2 separate regions of the Homo sapiens genome follow, and region 2 is linked to region 1. The links are chromatin contacts, found by Hi-C or POLR2A ChIA-PET in ENCODE. All regions are on one chromosome and are shown on one strand. The core of a region is the stretch at or near the end of the contact, and the rest is flanking DNA. Distances in the headings are between cores, read along the strand shown.

What was found. A loop is a pair of places that touch in the nucleus more often than their neighbours do. ChIA-PET counts read pairs that join two places held with the same protein, here RNA polymerase II (POLR2A). Pooled maps may share reads with other maps.
Region 2: a pooled map of gastrocnemius medialis shows a loop between it and region 1 (2.1-fold over the local background). The contact joins two enhancer-like sites. A Hi-C loop is called at or near these places in 1 of 168 maps with a recorded cell type or tissue (Caco-2) and 1 of 50 pooled maps. POLR2A ChIA-PET finds 5 or more read pairs at or near these places in 1 of 52 experiments (OCI-LY7).

What each region holds. Positions count from the first base shown.
Region 1 is chr14:53,877,658-53,883,246 of GRCh38, reverse strand. LOC107984676 (a long non-coding RNA gene) reads left to right here. Exons shown (of 4, transcript XR_001750978.2): 3 at 3,523-3,676. Among named protein-coding and RNA genes, the nearest start is that of LINC02331, 30 kb to the right of the region's middle. Within about 2 kb of position 3,311, at least 2 of the 41 ENCODE cell types and tissues checked have a DNase peak (open chromatin) inside an H3K27ac peak, as active enhancers do.
Region 2 is chr14:54,346,185-54,351,773 of GRCh38, reverse strand. No RefSeq gene overlaps it. Among named protein-coding and RNA genes, the nearest start is that of CDKN3, 48 kb to the left of the region's middle. Within about 2 kb of position 2,367, at least 12 of the 41 ENCODE cell types and tissues checked have a DNase peak (open chromatin) inside an H3K27ac peak, as active enhancers do.

The sequences.
Region 1 (5,589 bases), core at 2,062-4,561:
TATATGCACATAGGATTTTAAAACATGAGATGAGTTCCATTATTCAGCAAATGGCATTCTCCGATTCTAAAAAATGGAAATAAAATCAGAATCAGTGACATGCAGATAAAGGGAATCAACCAAGTCTTCAAACTTATTGCTTTGTATTTTTGTCTTATGAACTTTGAATTGAACTTCTGCACAGGATCTGATCTGGATGAAATGTCATATATCTGAGACTGATCCTTATCTCCTAAACGTTTCCTTTGTTTCTTTGATTCTTTGGGCTTTACCCTCTTATTTTATTGTGAGTGGCCCAGAGCTTTGATCTTGCAATAAGCTCTGGCTCGCAACACAAACCTTTGCTTTGCTATGACACACAGAAGGACGTGGGTATACTCAGAAAATCTAAATAGACAAGAGGTTACTTCTTCTGTGGTTAGGGCTAAAGGCAAATGGGGTAACTTCAGAATTTATTGTCTCCCATTACATTATGGGAAACTAAAAATTCACACGGGTATTTTAACATTAAGAAAGCACACCTGTGAGAACAAGTTTGATGTACAGTATCTATCTGTTTCTCATTTCAGTTACAATAGTTTCTTGAGTTTTAAGAATTAAAACTTCCCCTTTTGTATTGTTGCAGACATAAAATATTTAGAACCATCTTTCAGATTTCAAATTCCTTTCTGGTTAAAAAAATTATATTAAGATAGTTTTGAAGTTGTACAGTAAATAAAAATTGATTAATATACTGAGCACAAAGTATATCACACAAAGGTGCTTTTTAGCTGAAATATCAATTAGAAATGCACAATATATAATAAAATAGGAGTTATAAGTGTTGTGTTTGCAATTAATATTTCATATGTTCTATTTTAAATTTTTCTTACATTAAGAAAAAAAGATGCATACAATTTTCTGAACCACATAGTTCATTGTATCTACAATATCAGACAATGTGTAAAATAATCATCTACCAGAGGAACGTATTTAAGCCAGCAGACACCCTGTGCATGTTACATGTGTACAATGTACCTCTAAAATTACGAGTGTCATAAATAGAGTGTGTTGACACTCAGATGACTCTAAAGATGCTTGAGGAGAACTTCAAAGGGTTTCTTTCTTCAGTAACGTCTACTAATAAGTTAATTATAAACATATAAGTAATGGTTTTTAAAGTAATTTTCTTATTGTGTATGTCTTTGTTTAAGAAGAAAATGTTGAGCAGCAAGCCGGTCCCAGCCATGTGACCATATTAGTGGCGAGTTTATCATCTTGAAATGGACACCAACACTTTTATGTCCCTCAAACTAAAAGCAGCTAAGAAATTGAATTCATATGCTTAATAAATGAGTAATTAGAATGGGAAAATTTTATTCGCCAGTGTCAGACATTTCCCTCCTTCTACTACCAGTTTTCATTAAGTTTGAGAAAGTACAGCCGAAAGAGTCAGTTCAGATATACACTGGGAAACAACTCAAAACTGCTTTTCATTTTGAGTATTAGAGACTTTTGTTATCTTTATTTATAGTTTTACGTACGTGCTCATTTTTTTTAAACTGGAACTCATCTGCTAGCTACTAAACAATCACTGAACTTTGTCCAGTGGGTTCATAACCTGAATTCAAGTTGTAGGTAATGTTTGTAATTCTAAAAATGCCAACATTTGTCATTGTGAATTATGTTTCCTTTAGGAAATTCCTTTACTAAAGAGAGGCAGTCATTTTTGACACTAATCAGATGCCTCTGTGCTGACCCTCTTGCTGAATGAGGCCAGGCTTTCTAGGTTATTAGTATTTAAAAAGAAATAACCACCCAATGTAGCATTTCAGTAAATAATGACCTACAAGACCTATTAGGCATATTCCACAATTTTTCCCACCCGTAGCAATGATTAACTCAGAAAACATTACAGAGCTTTTCTGGTGTCAGCTGAGCAGGGGCTTGTGGTTCTTCATTCACATTTTTCACTTAATCCCATGGCTTTGAATTCTTTCCCTTGTAAGTTCCTATATATAAAGATTAGAAACTGCTTCTGGCTATGCAGAATTACATGCTTTTAGATGAAATTCAATCCATTGTAAAAAATTCTGTTCAGAGCAACACTATTTATTTCTTGTTGGATTTGGATGACACAGAGAAGAACTGGGAACAGAAATTATGTTACCCAATTTTAATAAGCTGTAGCAATAATTTTGAGAAACACTAGAAAAATTAAACACTGGTGAGTTTATTTAAGCCTTTTAAGGGAAAAAAAAAAGGAAATACCAGAAGATAATTAAAAGTGCAGAGCTAACTTTTCCTCTGGAATGTCTTTGGCTTGCCTTCCTTTTATATAGATTATGTCATAGTGGAGGTTGGGGATTGAAAAATAATTTTTGGTATTTAAGGAAGTGATAGGTTTTTGTGATTCTTAATACTCATCTTTGCGTAAAACAGGTTGAAATAAATCTTTAACAGTGAAGAAAGAAAAATGTTTGGATCTCATGAGCTGTTGGAAATTTTCTTATTGCCTCTTTTCTAAATATAATAGGTTAAAACGTGGAGAATTTCTGAAAAGTGATTACTTTTTCCCAAATAGTTGATCTGACCACATATAGACTAGAGAGGGGACTCCTCTCTGAGTTTTGAGATGGGACTCTAGATATTTGGCTGCAGAAGCCTAAAGAAGCAAAAACAATGGGGCTTGGGATGGGGAGGTGGGGTGTCTACAAGTCAGTTACGGAGGAAAATGCCGAACAAATATTTCGCTGGTTCATATAGCAGGATTAACATTTTTGTTCCTCGTGGAGCACAGGCATAAATCCTTAGAGAATCTCAGCAAAATCTGTTGAAGGGTCACTTGAACTTAAAGGTAACAAATTCTTGGGGTCTTTGAGTTATATATTTTTACATACTTGTGCCCTTTTCAACTAACAGAAAGGGCAAAATACCCACAGAGCCCTCCTTTATTGTTCTCTGTGCCCTCCTCTGCCTTTCACGTCTTATTTTCCTCCCAGATGTGTTTAGCAGATTCGTGTTTTGGTTTGTGTAAATGAGCCACATCTCAAAGTCGTCATGACCCCCCAACTTCTGAGTCTACTCTTAATGGCTAACCCTTACTTCCTCACTTCCCAATCTGCCCCCTTAAAACATTTGCAGCTCCACTGTGTTTAACATTAGCATTTGATGGTTCTCAGGATTCATTCAAAGATGGGAAATGAGTTTTTTTGTTTTTTTTTTAATTGACTTGGCTGGAAGGTGCTCATATAGAAATGATGCTGGGAACAGCAAATGAGCAGACATCCTAGGGAAGTGAGGTAATCGCACTAGGCAGAGGGTGGTTCCGGAAGGTCCCACTCGGGGTGGGCTTCAGCGTTACACAGACTGACTCTCCCAGTCCTTAACTGAGTGCCTGATAAGAGAAAGGGCTTTGTAAATACGTAACCCCTTTCCCTATGTGCCCCTCTCATCCCCACTAAGTATTATTGACTGACTCTGGTCCCGAAAGACTTTTTTTTTTTTTGGAACTAATTTGATTTTTTTTTTTTTTTTTCCAAGAGCATGCCTTCGTTGAGCTGAGACCCAGGCTTCTCTGACAAACTCTGTTGAGGAAACTGGAAATGATCTACTAAAGAATATAGATCGCTGAGTCTGATGTTGTACGAAACTCATAATACCTGACTGGGGAAAAAAAAAAACCAATGTAGGAAAAGTGAGTGTCACCAGAAAGAACACAGAATGGTGAGCCCTGAGAAGGCAGGTCTGTGACTGTTCCGTGCACCACAACATCCCGAGGGTGGTGGGTGCTTGGGCGTGCTTACTGAATGAATTCTCTTGCAAGATACCGTTGCCAAGTCTTCAACTTGTTCCTTTCCAATGTCATTTGTATTAAGCCTGAAATTTGCTTTGAAATCACAGGAAGAAAGAATCTATATAAACTAAATGGCCATTGTTTTCATTAATATTGTTATGTCACACCCAATCCCTAATCCCTCCCAGACAACAATTGAACCAAAGCAATATCAGTCACGTGATGCCTGAGGTCAAGTGAGTTCACCTCCCTGCCCGTAGCCCAGCATCATGTAAACCACTAAAATAAAGGCAAAGACATCTAGTATTTCTCTGGAGGCACACACTTAATAAAAACACAACTGAGGTGAGGAGGCTCAGAGAGAACATTGCTCAATTCCTAAATAGGAGTAAGTTACACTCAGACACAGACCCAGTCTCCTCCAAATTTCTTTTTTATTTTTTTGAATGAAGTTAGGAGAAAAAGGATTTTGGGCTTGCAGTTTGCTGTGGAGAGCGAGAGTCTGGCCTCACGTGCACAAGATGATTTCTTTTCTTTTTCTTTCTTTCTTTCTTTCTTTCTTTCTTCTTCTTCTTTTTTCTTTTTTTAATAAAGTAAGCACATTTAATGGAAATACATTTAATAGAAGATAAGGGTAGATTTGGAAACTTAAAATTCTTGCTAACTCTTAACCACACCTGGGTTAGTAGCATCTGGACTGCCATTACAGCCTTCTAACCAGCATTTCCACATCCTTTCTCATGCCTTCCATTTACACCCAACTCCATATATTCTCCACAGCATTCAGAATAGTGTTTTAAAAATAAAAATTTTTATTTATTTATTTATTTTTAATTATACTTTAAGTTCTGGGATACATGTGCAGAATGGGCAGGTTTGTTACATAGGTACACACGTGCCATGGTGGTTTGCTGCACCCATCAACCCGTCATCTACATTAGGTATTTATCCTAATGCTATCCCTCCCCTAGCCCCCCACCCCACAACAGGCCCCAGTGTGTGATGTTCCCCACCCTGTGTCCATGTGTTCTCATTGTTCAACTCCCACTTATGAGTGAGAACATGTGGTGTTTGGTTTTCTGTTCCTGTGCTAATTTGCTGAGAATGATGGTTTCCAGCTTCATCTATGTCCCTGCAAAGGACATGAACTCATCCTTTTTTATGGCTGCATAGTATTCCATGGTGTATATGTGCCACATTTTCTTTATCCAGTCTATCACTGATGGGCATTTGGGTTGGTTCCAAGTCTTTGCTATTGTGAACAGTGACACAATAAACATACGTGTGCATGTGTCTTTATAGCAGAATGATTTATAATCCTTTGGGTATATACCCAGTAATGGGATTGCTGGGTCAAATGGTATTTCTAGTTCTAGATCTTTGAGGAATGGCCACACTGTCTTCCACAACGGTGGAACTAATTTACACTCCCACCAACAGTGTAAAAGCATTCCTATTTCTCCACATCCTCTCCAGCATCTGTTGTTTCCTGACTTTTTAATGATCATCATTCTAACTGGCGTGAGATGGTAACTCATTGTGGTTTTGATTTGCATTTCTCTAATGACCAGTGATGACGAGCTTTTTTTCATATGTTTGTTGGCTTCATTAAGGTCTTCTTTTGAGAAGCATCTGTTCATATCCTTCTTCCACTTTTTTATGGGGCTGTTTGGTTTCTTCCTTGTAAATTTGTTTAAATTCTTTGTAGATTCTGGATATTAGCTCTTTGTCAGATAGATAGATTGCAAAATTTTTCTCCCATTCTGTAGGTTGCCTGTTCACTCTGATGATAGTTTCTTTTGCTGTGCAGAAGA
Region 2 (5,589 bases), core at 1,118-3,617, 470 kb before region 1:
AAAATGGGAGAAAATTTTTGCAACCTACTCATCTGACAAAGGGCTAATATCCAGAATCTACAATGAACTCAAACAAATTTACAAGAAAAAAACAAACCCCATCAAAAAGTGGGCAAAGGACATGAACAGACACTTCTCAAAAGAAGACAGTTATGCAGCCAAAAAACACATGAAAAAATGCTCATCATCACTGGCCATCAGAGAAATGCAAATCAAAACCACAATGAGATACCATCTCACACCAGTTAGAATGGCAATCATTAAAAAGTCAGGAAACAACAGGTGCTGGAGAGGATGTGGAGAAGTAGGAACACTTTTATTTTTTTTTTTTGAGACAGAGTACAGTGACATGATCACAGCTCACTGCAGCCTTGACCTGCCCGGCTGAAGTGATCCTCCCACTTCAGCCTCCTGAGTAGCTAGGACCACAGGTGAGAGCTACCATTGCTGGCTAATTTTGTTTAGTTTTTGTAGAGACAAGGTCTCACTAGGTTGCCCAGGCTGGTTTTGAACTGCTGGGCTCAAGTGATCCTGTCTCAGCCTCCCAAAGTGCTGGGATTACAAGCATGAGCCACCGTGCCTGGCTTTCACCTGGGATCTTACCTTCAACCTTGTACCTTGATGGGCTTGACTCAGTGTAACTCTTCCTATAATCTGACACTCTCTCTTTCCTTTCCATATATATTACATGCAAAAATACTTTTCTGTTCAGCCAACCTTTTCAGTGGTTCAAAAGATGTATTGGTCGGCCGGGCACAGTGGCTCACGCCTGTAATCCTAGCACTTTGGGAGGCCAAGGTGGGTGGATCACGGGGTCAGGAGATCAAGACCATCCTGGCTAACACGGTGAAACGGTGTCTCTACTGAAAATACAAAAATTTAGCTGGGCGTGGTGGCAGGCACCTGTAGTCCCAGCTACACGGGAGGCTGAGGCAGGAGAATGGCGTGAACCCGGGAGGCGGAGCTTGCAGTGAGCCAAAATTGTGCCACTGCACTCCAGCCTGGACGACAGAGCGAGACCCTGTCTCCAAAAAAAAAAAAAAAAAAAAAAGATGTATTGGTCAATTTGTTAATAGCATATCATTATAAATGTGTTATTGCTAGAAATTAGCAGCCAAAATATAACACGATAGAGTGTTCCTTGTAGCTTCCTTGCTCATCTTACATTGCCCATTGTAACATTTTTAGGATTGTTAACCATATCATTTCTTCATGTTTCACAGTACTGCACTTATAATTAGTGTCTATCAGTGTCTGTTATCATACTGTCCTCTTGGCTTTCAACCAGTTAATTATTTGTTGGATTGCTTTTCAGAGTACTGGCTGCCTTCCCTATGACGTGCTGCCTCCCTTCCCGCTGATCATCTTACTCTTCTGTTCTTTGCTATTTTCAGACACTATTTTGCACTCATTATGCACAAGTTCAAACTTTAGTCATGTGAAGAGAGCTGAGTGCCTTGTCTAATTTTTCAGCACCAAACCAAATAAACAAAAAACGCATAAAGTCCATTTAAAAATATCCACACTGCATCAGGGAACAGAGAAGCTTTTTCTCTCTCATGTGAAATCTTCTCCAGGAAACCACCAGGACTGAGGCCCCCATGGCGCACACATGCTTGCTTTAGGTGCTTACGTTAAGATGGTATTTCATTAGTTTTGGATGGTCCCTTCCACAGAGCTCAGATGCTATGCTTCTTTCTATTTTAAAAGGGGGGACGAAAAGATTGGCTTTTCATCCAAAATACTCATGTTCTTCTAGCATATTAAAATTCATTTGTGACTAAGTCATTATAGTGAAGTACTTGGAAACCTTTCTATTCTAGAGAGTTCTGGGCACAAACACATTTACAGTGTGCACTAATGCCAGGCTCATGTCCTCACGTCCTCCAAGGGACAGGGATGAGCTGGGTCATAAACCAAACAGTGGGACTCTGGCAATCCCTTTTAGCTCAGGCAGATGCAAAATTGAAGACCCAAAAGAAGCCTTCCAAAGGTCACAGCAGGTTGCTCTCAGGAAAAGAGAATCAGTAATTTATTTTTAAGCAATCTCTTAGCCTCTGTGACAGTTATGTTTCCTTGTAAGCTGCTTTGGAGCCACTCACCACTCTGAAATTGCAGAGTAGGCTACGAACAATCCGGCTTCGTAAGAACATGCAAGTGAGGACCCACGAGGAGATATTCTTGTGCTTTTTAAAGTGCTTCTCTCACTTTGCTTCCTAAACTGCCTTAATTGAGGCAAGGGAGCCAACATGAGTGAGTTCCTTCCCGCGGCTTGCTCTGCCGTGGAGTTCAAGGATGCCTGAGCCCTCAAAACACGGCGCGGTGCAGTTGGGCTGATGGGAAGTCCTGAACAGCTTGCTGAATTATTACTTCATTCTCGGCTGAAGCAGCAGGAGGCGAGATGATGAGTGAAGGAAAAAACCCATGGACTCCAGCGTGGGCTGAAGGAACCAAAACAAACACTGAGAAGACAGGCCAATACTGAAATCTGTTTCAAGGATGGAGCGCGCAGGAATGTTTCACCATATTTTGTCTAAGGAACAGATTTCATTTTTTAATGGCTGTATTAATCAGTGGAAGCAGAACGGCAGGAAGGAATCCGTTTTCCCCTCTCCCCAACGCCTCCCGTGGCTCGCCCGGACATTCCCCCCATTCTTTGTACTGAAGGTGGCCTGGAAGTTTTAGAGGCGTGAGACAGGTTCTGAACTCGCATGCCCTTTCTTTCTCCTTCCCGAATAAATTTTGCGTAAGAATATTTGGGACAAGGAATCCACCATGGCGGGGTGCAATAAAAGCGTTTCACAAATTATGATTTCCCATTCTCTAGGCAGTTCAGCTCTGCCTAACAGCTCTAATTTCCTAGACAAATAGTCCTCCCTGTCCTCTCCAGCTGCTCACAGGCGCCTCTCTCTGGGTATTCTTTTTAAAATCCCTCTCCTGGGGAATTTTTAAAAAAGCTTCTCGCACTTTTTCATGCGATTTTCATGGTTCCATCCATCTCCCCACTTTTTTGGTCAAAGCCTTCCTCCCAAATATCAATTGCTTTTTCAACCCGTCCATACTACTGCTCAGCTGTTGGTTGAGCTTCTCCTAGCCTCCTGCTGCTGTCACTGGGCCAATGGAAGCCAGTCCCTTGCCTCTTTGTTCTATTATTTTATGGCAAGATAATAAACTTCTACATTTTTGAAGTACTTTTCACCGACTTGATATCAAGTATTTTGATAATCACAAAGTGATCAAACACATGTTCTCTTTTTCCAGTTACATAATGAGATCAAATATTGATTAGCAGTGAGTAGATAGATGTATATTGTACACACACACATACACCCGACCATCCTCCTTTTGGCCTATGGAGACTGTTACTCCAAAGAGCCGACACATTTGTGTTGACATTTCAGTCATCCAAGAAAGCTGCCAATGTCACTTCCTTTGAATATTTTCCTTCAGTTTTCAGGAAAGAGTTGGTGGGACTAGCTTATCATGGATGGCATGAGCTGAGGGGATGGTAATTTTTCACAAAAGTAGACATTGTTCGAGGCTAATAGTAAGCTGTAATCTAGACTCATAACTGTAGAGGGCGCTCTTGACTTAATAATGACAGCATTGCCATTGTCACTCCAGGAAGCTGGGAGGTGACAGAGTATCCTTTTATTACCAAGTATTTTATGGGGAAAGAGAGAAGGTGCCTTTTGGAATAGACAAGAAATCCATATTGTTTCATATTACCTTTTATAACATGTCTTCTTAAGAATAAGCTCATCATCTAATTCGTAGCCCCTGGTTACAGTTTTGTTGAAAGTGCAGAAGCTTCCAACTAATGAGAATGAATCTCATCAATGTCTCATACCTTGTGTTGGTCCTGCCACTTGGTAATGGGTGCTTTGCGTGCTGGGAGCTGGGAGCGATCTTCCAAAAATGGCAAGTGGGGTGGGCACTCCTTTGCGGAAAAGCCTTCTGTGGGTTTCAATTTCATTTAGCATGAACTCCCCACTTCTTACTGTGCCCTACCAAGGCCTTCTAGGATATAGCTTCTTCCTACACTTCAAGCTCTCTTTCTCTCTTCCTTCCCAGGGGCCGAATCTGGGACAGCACATGGACCTTGCCAAGCGGGGCACACTCTGTGGCATCTGCATTTGCTCTTCCATCTGCACAGTGAGCTCTTCCGTGCATCTTCCAAAGGCTGGCTCCTTCCCATTTCTCAGTCCTCTGGTCATAGAAACCCCTTGGAGGGAACTTTTTTGACTACCTCATCTAAAATAGGCCCGGCCCCAGCCAGCTTTTCTTTTTTAATTAAAAATTTAATTGTGATATAATTCACATAAGATTTCACAAAACACCACATTCACCATTTAAAAGTGTACGATTCAATGGTTTTCGGTATATTCACAATATTATACGGCCATCACCACTATCTAACTTCAGAACATTTCCATTGTCCCCAAAAGAAACCTCATACCATGAAGAAGTCACGGCCCACCTCGCATTCCTCCCAGCCTCTGGCATCCACTCATCTACCGTCTTGTCTGTATGGAATTGCCTGTGCTGGGTATGACACACCCACTTCTTTTTAAATGTTAAAGCACCCTGTTTGTTTCCTTCCTGGCATGGATGTATTTGCTCATTTACTTGTTTACCATTTATTCTCACAATCTATGAATAAGTCGCAGAGTTTCTTCACAATTCAGTCTGCCCAGCCTTAAAGTGAGCCCAGCCTTTCACCATAGGATCCAATCTATGTGGTGGTGCAACCACTTCTGGGGCTACTGTGGAAGAGACTCGTCTGTGGTAGCATGCCCTCCAAGAGTTCTTGAGGGCTCTATATCTTTTGAAGGATTTTCTGCTTTTCACTTGCAACCCACAGAGTCATAACTGATTTAATCACCTTCTTCAGAGTACTGCGTGCATTTGTAGAAGACTCTTTAAGGCCTGGGCTTCTTGCTGCAGCAATAAATACCAGTAACCTTTACAGAGCATGGGCCGTATGTCAGGCACAGGGATATGTGCTTCACTTGTATTTTTTCCACTTGGTTTTATTACAGTCCTGTGAAATAGGTATAATTATTGCATCCCATTTTAAAGATGAGAGAATTGAGGTTAAGGGAATTGGCACATTTTACTCAGCTAGTTTGTGGCAGAGTGGAGACTGGAGTCCCAGCAGTTAGACCTCCAGGGCTCATGCTCTTAACTATTCTGCTCTTTCTTCAGCCTCTCAGACTTCAGTCAAGTGTTAGCACGAAGTGACGGTGTGATGTTTGCATGCGGCATATGAATATTATTGCTCCTGGTAAGATTGTTTACGATGACATCATAGACAAAGAAATGTTTCCTTGAGTTCCTAGTATAGCAGCTGAGCAACAGTTTTTGTTATATGGGATTCTTTTCTGCCCTTTAGTTTGGGAAGTGACCAGCAAGGTGTCCTGGGAATGCCAGGGGGCTGTATAAGTCTTTGCGCATGGATGAAAGGAAGAGGCATGAGATGGAAGCTCATGCTTCCAGAGCAGATGGCCCTTGGAAGAACTTGGTTTCCTGCAGGAGGGTTGACTCCCAGGAGAACTACATCTCAACAGCTTAGCCATGTGTATTAGT